Regions from separate parts of the Homo sapiens genome. Here region 1 is linked to region 2. A link is a contact called in ENCODE Hi-C or POLR2A ChIA-PET data. All regions are on one chromosome and are shown on one strand. The core of a region is the stretch at or near the end of the contact, and the rest is flanking DNA. Distances in the headings are between cores, read along the strand shown.

Evidence for each region. A loop is a pair of places that touch in the nucleus more often than their neighbours do. ChIA-PET counts read pairs that join two places held with the same protein, here RNA polymerase II (POLR2A).
Region 1: POLR2A ChIA-PET joins it to region 2 with 14 read pairs in H1. The contact joins two enhancer-like sites. A Hi-C loop is called at or near these places in 1 of 168 maps with a recorded cell type or tissue (Calu3). POLR2A ChIA-PET finds 5 or more read pairs at or near these places in 6 of 52 experiments (AG04450, BJ, H1 and 2 more).

What each region holds. Positions count from the first base shown.
Region 1 is chr11:12,859,192-12,864,996 of GRCh38, forward strand. It overlaps TEAD1 (TEA domain transcription factor 1), which reads left to right. Exons shown (of 13, transcript NM_021961.6): 4 at 3,059-3,123; 5 at 5,647-5,709. Among named protein-coding and RNA genes, the nearest start is that of TEAD1-AS1, 61 kb to the right of the region's middle. RefSeq lists a silencer at 5,651-5,805. Within about 2 kb of position 4,105, at least 18 of the 41 ENCODE cell types and tissues checked have a DNase peak (open chromatin) inside an H3K27ac peak, as active enhancers do.
Region 2 is chr11:12,721,787-12,727,495 of GRCh38, forward strand. All of the region lies in intron 2 of TEAD1 (TEA domain transcription factor 1), which reads left to right. Among named protein-coding and RNA genes, the nearest start is that of TEAD1, 50 kb to the left of the region's middle. RefSeq lists a silencer at 3,876-4,170. Within about 2 kb of position 2,730, at least 22 of the 41 ENCODE cell types and tissues checked have a DNase peak (open chromatin) inside an H3K27ac peak, as active enhancers do.

The DNA.
Region 1 (5,805 bases), core at 2,855-5,354, 140 kb after region 2:
GATATTGATTTTATTCATTCAACTCCAAGTGCTGCAAGAAATTAAAAGTTAGTCAGGTTATGTGTCACATCTATCAAGGTATTCTGTCTGTTTTCCCAGAAAATAAACAAGTTTGAGGGTAGGAGACATTTTTGTCATCTGGACAAGGTTCGGACAAAATTGTATGTAATACAGAGCCCTGGATCTATTTCGCCTTGGCCGCTCAAATAGCCCTGAACAGGATGCACAGTGAGGCCCCAGGTTGGAGGATGCTTGGCTTGTCTGCAGACATTGTCATTTAGCTCTGGCTTCTCGTAATTAGGTACTCCTAGCTGGGCTCTGTTGTCAGCGAGCCTTCAAGACAAATTGCAAAATCTGTACAACCATCTGAGAGATGGAGAAGTAGATCCAATGATACTACAGGGGATATTGGTAGTTCTCAAAAGTTTGAAAGAGAATGCTTAGAAAAGCAATCCTCAAAACTGAATTTAGAGGTTCTTGTCCTGTGGTAAAAGGGTTCACAGGATCTGAGAAGATCTTGCAGGCAGGAATGATAGACTGAATCTAAGGGGATGAAATGGAGTAGAAAAAATGTAAGGTTCTGTTTTGAGGTCTGAAAATCTCAGCTATGCATTAAAAAGACTGGAAACAGGGGTAGGGACATATCAGAAGACGAGCCCGTATGAAAAAGACCTAGGAGTTTAAGTTGGCATATATTGATAATTTATTGTGCTCCTTAAAAATTTAATGCAGTGTTTGGCTGCATTAACAGAGGTAGAGTATTTAGGATGAGAGAGGTAATAAACTGACTCTGATGCTATAGCAGGAGCACTGCCACAGTTCTGGACTCCAAGCTTTGAAAGGAAGACAGACAAAGGATGGTCACAGGATGGTGTGTGGGAGTGTTCCAAAGCTTGTCAGATAACAAAGTAACACAGGAGGTTTAGCTTGTGTACAACTCCAAGAGGACCCCAGAGCTGCTGTTAATATCTGAAAGGCAGTTAAATAAATAAGGGACTGGACTTCTTGTTAAGAGGAACAGGAAGGATCTGGGGATGAAAGTTAAAGCAGACCCCCAAAAGGAGGGTCTTCTTATTCTTAAATATGTTCTAAGATAGAATGGGCTACTTCCTCAATTTTAGAAGTGCTGACTAAGGCTTATGAGGACTTTCAGGAATGCGAATGGATGACCTAGGGGTACTTTCTAGCCCCCAGATTTCATGATTCCTTTGCCTTCCAGTGATGACCATGTCCTGCACAGTCCCAGCACTGGCAGGTGGTGGACAGAGCCATGACTCTAGGACATTCTAGGCAGTGATGAGAGAGTCTTCGCAATTCTCAGACAAGATTTCCCTAAGGACATTTTGATGTTCGTCTTCATCAGTGTTTCCAGTTCTTTACTCTGCTAGGGAAGATCTGGGGGATATGGTCACTTCCTTTCAGCAGAGGCTGTGTTATTTCCTCATTCATTCTTTTCTCTGTGCCCAGCAGTGTGCTAGGTGCTAGGGGGACATTGAGGAAGAAGACAGAGTTCTTCCCCTCTTCAAGTATGCAGTATATCTGGGAGGAAGTAAGACAACAAACACAAATTTTACAACTAACTATAAAGTTATAAATACAGTTACAGTTTGGGTACATCCTAGGAAGAAGTACAGTTTTTGCCACCATGGGGGTGTAGAACAAGGCAACCAAACCTAGTTGGGCAATTAGAGAAGACTTCCCCAAGGGAGTGACATCCAAGTGAGGCCTTGAAGGAGAAATAGAATCTAGCACAATGGTCTCAGGCTGGTGAAGCACATGAGTGAATGCCACAGCAGCAAGCTTCAGACTTGTTCTTGACCAAAGGAATTTTTCACAAGGATAGAGCTGAGCTGATACAAAGCCAGCCAACAGTAGTGCTATGAAATGGTGGTTTTCCATTTACTGTAGAAAGTATGTAGAAATAATTTCAGTTCCTGGTATTAGAGCAAGTTGAAGTCGTAAATAGGACCTGCTTAGAAGAACCCATGTCTTGTATGAGTGGTTTTTATTTCACGTGGTATTTTGGTAATACATTCTCTGCTTAGCTTCTGGGGATATTTTTTCCTATCATGGTTTTCTGAAGTCAGGTTGTCTGAGACTTCTCAGTTTCCTGGTGGGATAGGGCTAGAAGGTTTTTGTTTATACTTTTGGGCATTGTTCTTTCCCCAGAAGGTTATATAACTTGGAGGAGATTGAGTCATTTTTTTCACTGACTACCTTTAGGGGGTGTCTGCCTTCGTACTGTTAGCTTCTTGTCATTGTCCGGCTTCCGTGGCCACAGCAGCTCGTTCGTTCTCTTGTGGCTGTGATTTTAGCTGGAGTAAACTATGAGTAGAAACTTGAATAAGAAGGAAAGTGAATATGAATGTGAATATGAAAAACCAAAGACTAGAAGAGAACTGGGTTTGTTTAGTCCCAGACTAATCCTTGTCTGTATTTGTTGCTTATATGAGTGACCCACCACCCACAGCATACAAACAGACAAAAAGGCACATCTTAAAAAGATAAATTTCAGCTGGGTGCGGTGGCTCATGCCTGTAATCCCAGCACTTAAGGAGGCCAAGGCGGGTGGATCACCTGAGGTCGGGGGTTCGAGACCAGCCTGACCAACATGGAGAAACCCTGTCTCTACTAAAAATACAAAATTAGCTGGGCGTGATGGCGCACGCCTGTAATCCCAGCTACTTGGGATGCTGAGGCAGGAGAATCACTTGAACCTGGGAGGCAGAGGTTGCCATGAGCCAAGATCGTGCCATTGCACTCCAGCCTGGGCAACAAGAGTGAAACTCTGTCTTTTTTTTTTTTTTTTTTTTTTAAAAAAAAGGATAAATTTCTATTCTTAGATGCTGGTCTAAGTTCAAATTTAAATGCCTTTCATCTTAATTTTTCCTAGTAAACATTTTTGCAGACAATTGTGCTGTTTTATTTTTCTAGTATTAGTAAACACATAGTTGTAATTTTAAAATTCTTGATTCTGAATTTTGTTTTTTGCTTTCAAGGGCTTTGTTGGTTTGGTGTTTTGGTAACCCACCTCATGGTAAATTCTTCTTTCTTTCAGGTAGGAATGAATTGATAGCCAGATACATCAAACTCAGGACAGGCAAGACGAGGACCAGAAAACAGGTAAAATAACCCACCTGGAAATTGTGCATGTCAGCGAATGGCCCAAAAAGGCATTTTGGCTGCAGTGGCTGGCTATGCTTTGGCTCCTAGGAGCCCCCAATTTGAGTTCCCTGTAAGGACGTCAGTGTTGGAGGTATTTTAAATTGGCTCAGTTTTCACTGTTCATCATTTCAGTGACCCTTTATTATGTGGTCTTACAAGTTCCTTTTATACTCACATGGGAAAATGTCACTGCTAAGGACGGTGTATGAACCGCTCCTGTACTGTATTTCAAAGCTGACATTTCTTTCCCAAAATGTGCACCTGTGAACACTGCAAAAACTGCAAGTGCAAATGCACTTGCAGGTCATGAAATTTTGAGGTTTTGTGCATTGTAAAATCCTGGAGCGATTATATATTAGTCATAATTTCAATGAAAAAGTAACGCCAGCAGCCTTGAGTATTGGCCTGAATGTAATGCTAAATGATGTGCGTCCAGGGAACTGTTGCTTTTTAAGCGATGGCTTTTTGTCAGTAGCTGCTGTGACTGAAATGAAGTTACAACTTCAATACCTCTGTGCAGAGCAGTATCAGGAATTCTCTGCCCTTTGGCAGAGCTCTGCCTTTCCTCGTTCTTTCAGATGTAAAACAGCCCAAATCTCTGACATGAGCCAGTTTAGAACTGGAACGAATGAGAAATTAGTGTTTAACTAAAAACAAAAAAAAGAAAGGAGGAAAAAAAAAACCCTAAAAACCTCATGGGTGAGTTGTTCACAGAAAAGAATTATTTTTTAATGTCGATTTATGCTGAATGATACAGCATGAACCTTAAAAACTGTAATCAGACCAAAAGGCTAACTAAACCGTGGTCTCATTAAGATTGAGCAGCAGATTTCAGTTCTCTTCCCAGTGAGGAATTGTTTTCATGAGTGTTTATAACGGGGAGAGGCTTTTCCCAGGAATGCTACTTGTGCCACAGCCTGGGAGCCTGGCTGCTGAGTCAGCACAAAGAGAGGTGGCCTCCTGCCAGCACGCAGAGGCAGCGCATTGTCTGTTTGGGGGATGCTAGTGGCCCTCGTCAAGTCAGAGAATCACAGAAGAACAAAATTCGGGTGAAAACAAGTAACAGCAGGAGCCAGATGGAGGGCTGAAGAGGATGGGGGAGTTTCTGCTTCTCTGTACTTAAGAAAAGTACCAAAGCAAATTGGAAAAAAAAATAATTGAATAATTGAAGCTCAAAGACAAAGTTAAAGATAAAAGGACCGTTTATTATAAATCCTGTTTTAGAGCCGCTGGAGAGTTGGAAATGGGGTAATCACCACACAGTCTGAGTCGCTGAACTTTTAAATGGAAAGTTCTACATTTCGGAAACCAGTGGATCTAATCATCTACATTCTGACAGTGCGGGACCTGGGCTGTCTGCTGGTCTGTGAGCTCTGGTCATTTGCCCGGTGACCCCTTCACTGAGGGACTCTTCTAAATTTAACCAAGTCCCACTGAAAGAGATGCAGATTTCAGTGGAATCATTGTGTTTCAGAAGCTGGGCTCGGCTACATTTCCACGCCCCGGCATCCTGGGGATGTTTTTAGGCAGCAGTTGGTGATACCTCTCCAATGTGAATTTGTTGTTCAGCAAATCCATGTGGTTTTCAACCCAGATTTTTAACAGGATGGCTGGCTGGCTGTATTCACACATTTCGCTTTGTAATAATATGCAAATCCACTTGGCGCCCAGTCAATACCCAAAAGAGTGGAAGGATTAAAGATTTTTATAAGGGCAAAAAAAAAAAAAAATAGCTCTGCTAACTGGGTCTTTCCATTTCTCTTTGAGATCTAATTTACATGTCAGTATTATTTTAACGTTTGCTACAGAATCCAGAGCTCTTAATGAGATCAGAATACAACCAACAGCTTCAGCTTTTTGATTCTGCAGAATGTGCTAATTTATGGATAGTCTCTTCTAAATTGAGAAAAAGGGATTTTCCCTCCTGATACTGAGAAGCTATAAATATTTTCATTTACCTTTACTCCCACCTTTTTAATTTTAGAATGAAAACAGCCCCTCTCATCCCTCCCAAAATTAGTTTTTCCCAGTGCCCATGATTTCTCTTGGGTGGGAAGACTAAGATGAGTCTTAACTTTCATCCTGAATCAAGTCACTGCAGTGATGACCCAGTATGAAAAGCTTAGAGCAGCGCTGGGGGCTTGTGTCTGGCTGGGACTGTGTATTCCTAACTGCAGAGCTTTGTTGAGATGCAAATAACCACCCCCCAACCCCACCCCAAAACCCTCCCAAAGAGTAGCGATTTTATATTTGATTTCCTTTTTTGTTTTGTTTTGTTTTGTTTTGTTTTGTTTTGTTTTGTTTCCCCTCATAAACCCGAACAATGTAGGTGTCTAGTCATATACAGGTCTTAGCAAGAAAGAAAGTTCGAGAAATTCAAGCCGCCATTAAGGTACGTCTGGCTTGCCCACTTGTAGGGGGCTTTTCATCTCCATGGTTACAGGCTTTTCCTTTGTTTTCCTCCCTTCCCCTACCCTGCAGGTGTCTAGTCACATTCAGGTTCTTGCCAGAAGGAAATCTCGTGATTTTCATTCCAAGCTAAAGGTATGCGCTTTTCTGCTTTTTGGCTTGTGGTTGCTATGCATCTCACTTCCTGTTTTCCATGGTGACTGGTGAATGCCTGGTGCTGGGATTCTCGTA
Region 2 (5,709 bases), core at 1,480-3,979:
AAGTACAAGCTTCTAAATATACCCACTCCTCAAGCCCCCCGCCCCACTGTCCAGCAGGTTTTCCTGTTGATAGGACAGTGGACGTATGAGTTTGAGTGTTTGGCAGATGTTTGCATGATTCTTAGATCAGTGCTTCTCAAACATCCCTGTGCGTAAGAGTTGCCTGGGAGGCTGGTTAAATTCAGATTCAGGTGCCTCACTCCTAAATATTCTGATTCACTGGGTCTGGGTTGGTGCCAGTTGTCTGAGCTTTTAGCCTGCAGTGCAGGTGAATTGGTTGCAGGTGGTCTGTGAACCACACATGGATGAAACAGTGTCATATTCACACCAGGCTGGAAGAATGTTTAACCTCTTCAGTTTAAGGAGGAAACTATTTCCCAGGGAGTGGAGGGGCTCTGAAATTCGAAGCTACAGTGACAAGATGGGCCAGGACTTTTGAACAGAACAGATCTGGGATCTCATCCTGTCTCCACATCTCCTAAACCTGGTCATCTCCTCAGTAAATGGATGCTGTTCCTACAGGGGAGGGAAGAAGAACGCAAGAGGGGAAGACTCCTTCCTGAGTGCACACCATGCACTGAGCCAGGTGCTTCTACACTCGCTGTTCCTCAAGAAACCTCATGCAGGCAGCCTTGAATAGGTCATCCGGTAACATCCCTTTCCTCATCAGCCTGCCTTGCTAGGTGGGTAATGCTGAGAGATATGGTTGGAAAGACCCAGGCAGAGTATAGGATAGAGACTCTAGGGCTAGGTTTTGGTCCATGCTAAAAAATAACATACAAATTGGTTTCCCAAATTCCTGATGGATTATTTGAATGTGAGTTGAGTCGCTGCATATATACCCTGTGATTTCTCTCTCTTTCTTTTTTTTTTTTTTTCACAAAAATACACTATAACCGCAAAAAAGACAGTCAAACAAAAGAGGGAAAAAATTCATCCAGAACTAGCTCAGTACCCTAACACAACTGTTTTCATTTTAACTTTTAGCCCTTGTCTGTATGCAGGCATGTTTCTCTGTATCTGTAATCATATGTAGGCTCAATTTTGTATTCTGCTCTTTTCAGTAAACCTTAAGTAAATGCTTTCCAAATGGTTATGTAGTCTTCAAGATGATTTTTAATGATCTTACAATCTATCATCCCACAGGCTGAATTTACTTAACCATTCATCTACTGTTGGACATCTAGATTTTTTTTTTTCTGTAGTTCTGTGCTATTATAAGTAATACTTTGGGATATGGCCTTGTGCTTATTGTGGATTTTTTCCTTAGGGTGAATTCCCAGGAGCAGGATTTCTGGGTTAAAGGGCACAATTATTTTTTTGGCTCTCAATGGATATTGCTAAATTGCTTTCCAAAAGGGTTGTACCAGTTTATGATGCCACCAGCAGTGCGTGAAGGTACCAATTTCAGCATCTTGGCTTGCACTAGATAGTATAATTTTTACAAAAGTTTGGCTCAATGGTGCACATCGTTTAATTGATATTTCTTGGATTATGACAAGGTTGAGTATGGCTTTACTTACTATGTTTTGAGATTTTACTTAGTATTTTTGTTTTCTTACAGTCAGGACCTAGCTGTGGTTGAGGTCAGATTTTCTGTGTAGAGCTTTTCAGACTCTTGAATTTTACAGCGAAAAAACAAACCAAACTAACAAAAACCAAACCCAGAATTCATCTGTAAAATAAATACTTTGGACATATTTTGTGGTTGGATTAACTGTTCGTGATTTTAACTTCCTTATAGGTCATAAGTTAATAGGGCGGTATTTGGAGAGTAGCGGGGCTTTTCCTCTTCTCCTTAGATTCTCCTTTGTTCTTTCCCTCTACCATCCCCCCATTTCCTGTTTCCCTCCTCCCCTGTAAGCCCTGTTGTTGTCTTTTTGGAGATAAAACATAAAAGGATCAGCTTTTAGTCATGCTCCTTCAACTTATAAAATGTAGGTTGCCTAAATTATGTAGTACAGAGTGAGGATAAAGAAAATCACAGTATTGTAACACATTGCCTGTAACTGCTTTGCAAAAGCAAACGTCTCCCACGAAATCTTAGAAAGGTGTGTTTGAGGGTGTAATCTTGGCTTGTGGTGCAAGGGAGCCCAACTTGTTTTTCAAGTTGGTCTTGAATAAGTTTGTTCTTTCTGGAATGCTCGCCATCCTCAGTATGACAGAGTTCGCTTGATGACAAACTCTTTTACTCTCCTATACATACCATGGCCACTGAACTGGTTTGTTTATTTGCCTGGGGTAAATGATTGAAACACATTCCCCTTTGCAGTGGTGCTCAGCATTTGATAGATGATTCTTATTCCCCAGGCTCCTTCATGGTGATGCCAAGCCCAAGTCTAGCCTTCCAGTGGCCCCTGAGGCCACACTGTCCCCTCCGCAACAAACACTGAGAAAGACACACACTCTCTTGGGTGTGCACGTAGTTTATTGAGCTCGTGGGCTCTCCGTAATGCTGCCCCACTATGCGCATAGTAGGAGAATCCGATATTGGCAGAATAACTGGGTCTATGTACATAAAGTAGAATGATCGAGGCTCGATTTCAATTTAATTTGTTAATGAAACAAGATGGATCACATTTTCCCTTCCCGCACACCTCTCGGGCTGTTTGAGATGAGGCACAATTAATTTATTTGTACTGTCTGTGGAGGCGTATGCCAGCTAATGTAGTGCAAGAGCTTTTATCTTTATGTTTGTAATGAAGAGGGGCAGGCCGCTGGCAAATTGACAAGGAGTGCTGATGACTCATCCTCTGAATGCGAGTGCTTTCTTCTGAAATCATAAAATGCGCGTGCACACGCAAGCCTAGTTCCTGTTTGAAATGGACAGAACCCCTTTGGGAAAGTTCAGGTGCCTTTGAAACACTGCAGGGGAAAGAACAGGCCAGTGAGGCTGTTTCTCCGGCTCCCTGGCCTGTCTTGAGGGCAGAACCTCCTGCTCAGTGGGGGCCCTACTCTGGGATGGGAATTCCCATCCTCTCCCTGCCCTCTCCTCCTCGCCCCTCCTTTCCTTGGAAGGCTGGCTCCTTTGTACTGGTCTTTTGTGCTCCAGTAGGCAGCCTTCCCCACCTGCCAGGCCAGGTGCCTGGTTCACCTGGCGAGGCCTGTGCTTCCGGGGCTGCTCCCTAACCTTGATCCTGGGCAGTGCCCTGGGGCTTTGCTTTATGAGGCTGTGGATTCTGGGGCCTGGTTGATTTTAGCCTGGGAGTACACATGGGATTCCTCTGGCCTTTGCTTGAGTTCCCCAGGCCTGGGCTTGGTGGTGGCTGTGTTGTCACTCTGTTGATATGCCTCAGAAGAAATAGTTTACACAGTAACTAAAGTTGGTTTGGCCCTTTACAGTGTGTAAGGCTTTCTGGCATTAAAACAACTCTGAATTGGATATATTGTTACCCCACTTTATGGATGAGGAAATCGAGGTGCACAGAGGTTAAATGGAATGTCCATGATCAAGCAGCTAGCCGGTGGAAAGGTAGTGGGGACAAAACCTTGGACTTTAGAGTCTAAAACCTGACCTTACAATTTCTTTATAACATTCATTCATTAAGGACAAAATGAAACTTTTTCTGCATAAGAAATATATAAATTCTCTTCAAGAGTCATGTGAGAGTTTGACAGCGGACTAGAGTGACTATGGTTAACAACAACGTATTGTGTATTTCAAAGTAACTAAAAGAAAGGACTTGAATTGTTCCCAACACATAATAATGATAAATGCTCAGTGTGATGGATACCTTAAATTCCCTGACTTGATCATTACATATTCCATGCATGTAACAAAATATCACATGCACCTCATAAATACGTAAAGTATTACGTATCAGTTAAAAAAAAAATTAAAAAATATGTGAGTGAATATACAGATTTCTGTAGTTCAGTAGAATAACAGGAAATTCACAGGATGCTTTCTGGAGACTTAAAAGCAAAATGTTTGCAGTGGTCTGAGAAAGAAACCCTGAAGATTGTGGTCTAAGAAGTTTTCCTTCCTGTGTCAGATGCCTGGTCGAGCTGGTTGTACAGGAAGGCTAAGTGCATATGTCCCAGTCAGTCCTGTCACCCGGGTGTAAGCAACACAAATCACTGTGCATGGTTTTATTGAATTTCAGAGCCAGAAGGAACCATGGAGATTTTACAAATGAGGAAACTATGGCCTAGAGTGAGAGATTTTGTGTTGGGAAGAATTCCATTCATTTACCCAACCATCCTTCCACGCGTCCAACAAATATTTATTGAGCCAGTTTTGGGCTGGGAGATAAGGCTTAGGCTGTGAATGAAACAGGCACAGTCCTGTCTTCAAGGAACATAAAATAGCAGATGACACGGCTGAGCAGGAATGAGCATGGCATGGTAAGGGCAGTGATGAGTGAAGTCAGGGTAGCTTGAGGCACATAGGTGGGGCACATAACTATTGGAGTGGGAGAAGGTAGTTAGGGAAGGTTTCCTTGAAAGAGTGGTACCTCTGGTGAGACTTGAAGGATGTTGCTGAATGTCATTCTAAAAATGGAGAGGCTGTGTTGGCTGAGAATTGGGACGTCATAATTCTCAAATCCAACTGAAGTTGGTAAAAGGTTGTATGTGCTTGGAGACCGCAGATACTAGGCTCTGAGACTTAAATGCATGTAAGAAGTGGTTGCTCTAGGCCTGTGCTGTGCACTGGGGGAGTCACCAACCTTGTGCGCTATTCAGCACTAGGAAGGTGGCTAATCTGGGTTGGGATGTGTCATAAGTAAACAATGACCACTGAATTTCAAAGACTTAGTATGGGGGGAAAAAAAGTAAAACACATCATGAACAATTTTGGGCTGGGCACGGTGGCTCATGTCTATAATTCCAGCTCTTTGGGAGGCTGAGGCTGGCCAATTGCTTGAGCCCAGCAGGGGCAACATGGCGAAACCTCATCTCTACAAAAAATACAAAAATTAACCAGGCGTGGTGGCATGCGCCTGTAGTCCCAGCTACTTGGGAGGCTGAGCCTGGGGAGGTTGAGGCTACAGTGAGCTGAGATTGCTCCGCTGCATTACAGCCTGGGTGACAGAGTGAGACTCTGTTTCAAAAAACAAATGTATAATTTTGTTTATATTGATTATAAGTTGGATAATTTTTGGATGTGTTGAGTTAATAAGTTATTGAAATTAATTTCACCTGTTTCTTTTTATGTCTGAGAATGAGTCAGCTGGGTGTGGTGGCTCACAACTGTAATCCCAGCACTTTGGGAGCCTGAGGCGGGCAGATCACTTGAGGTCAGGAGTTCAAGACCAGCCAGGTCAACATGGTGAAACCCCGTCTCTACTAAAAATACAAAAATCAGCTGGACGTGGTGGTGCACGCCTGTAGTCCCAGCTACTTGGGAAGCTGAGGCAGGAGAATTGCTTGAACCTGGGAGGCGGAGGTTGCAGTGAGCCGAGATGGCACCATTGCACTCCAGCCTGGCGACAGAAACAAAAACAACAACAAAAAATGAGTCTACTAGAAACTGTAAAATGACAACTGTGGTTCACATTATAGTTCTGTGGGTGGGGATGCTGGATGGAGAGACTGACGCAGGAGAGGCAGCTCCATTGTTGGAGTGAGGGGGTTTTAGAATGAAGAGCTGTGAATCGGGTCCTGTGGGCCCTGGGGCATAGTCTGTGGTAGGCGCTTCGCATCTCTGAACCTTGCTGCCCTGTTTCTGACATCCCCTTAACTAACACCCATCCCACAGTGGGGACT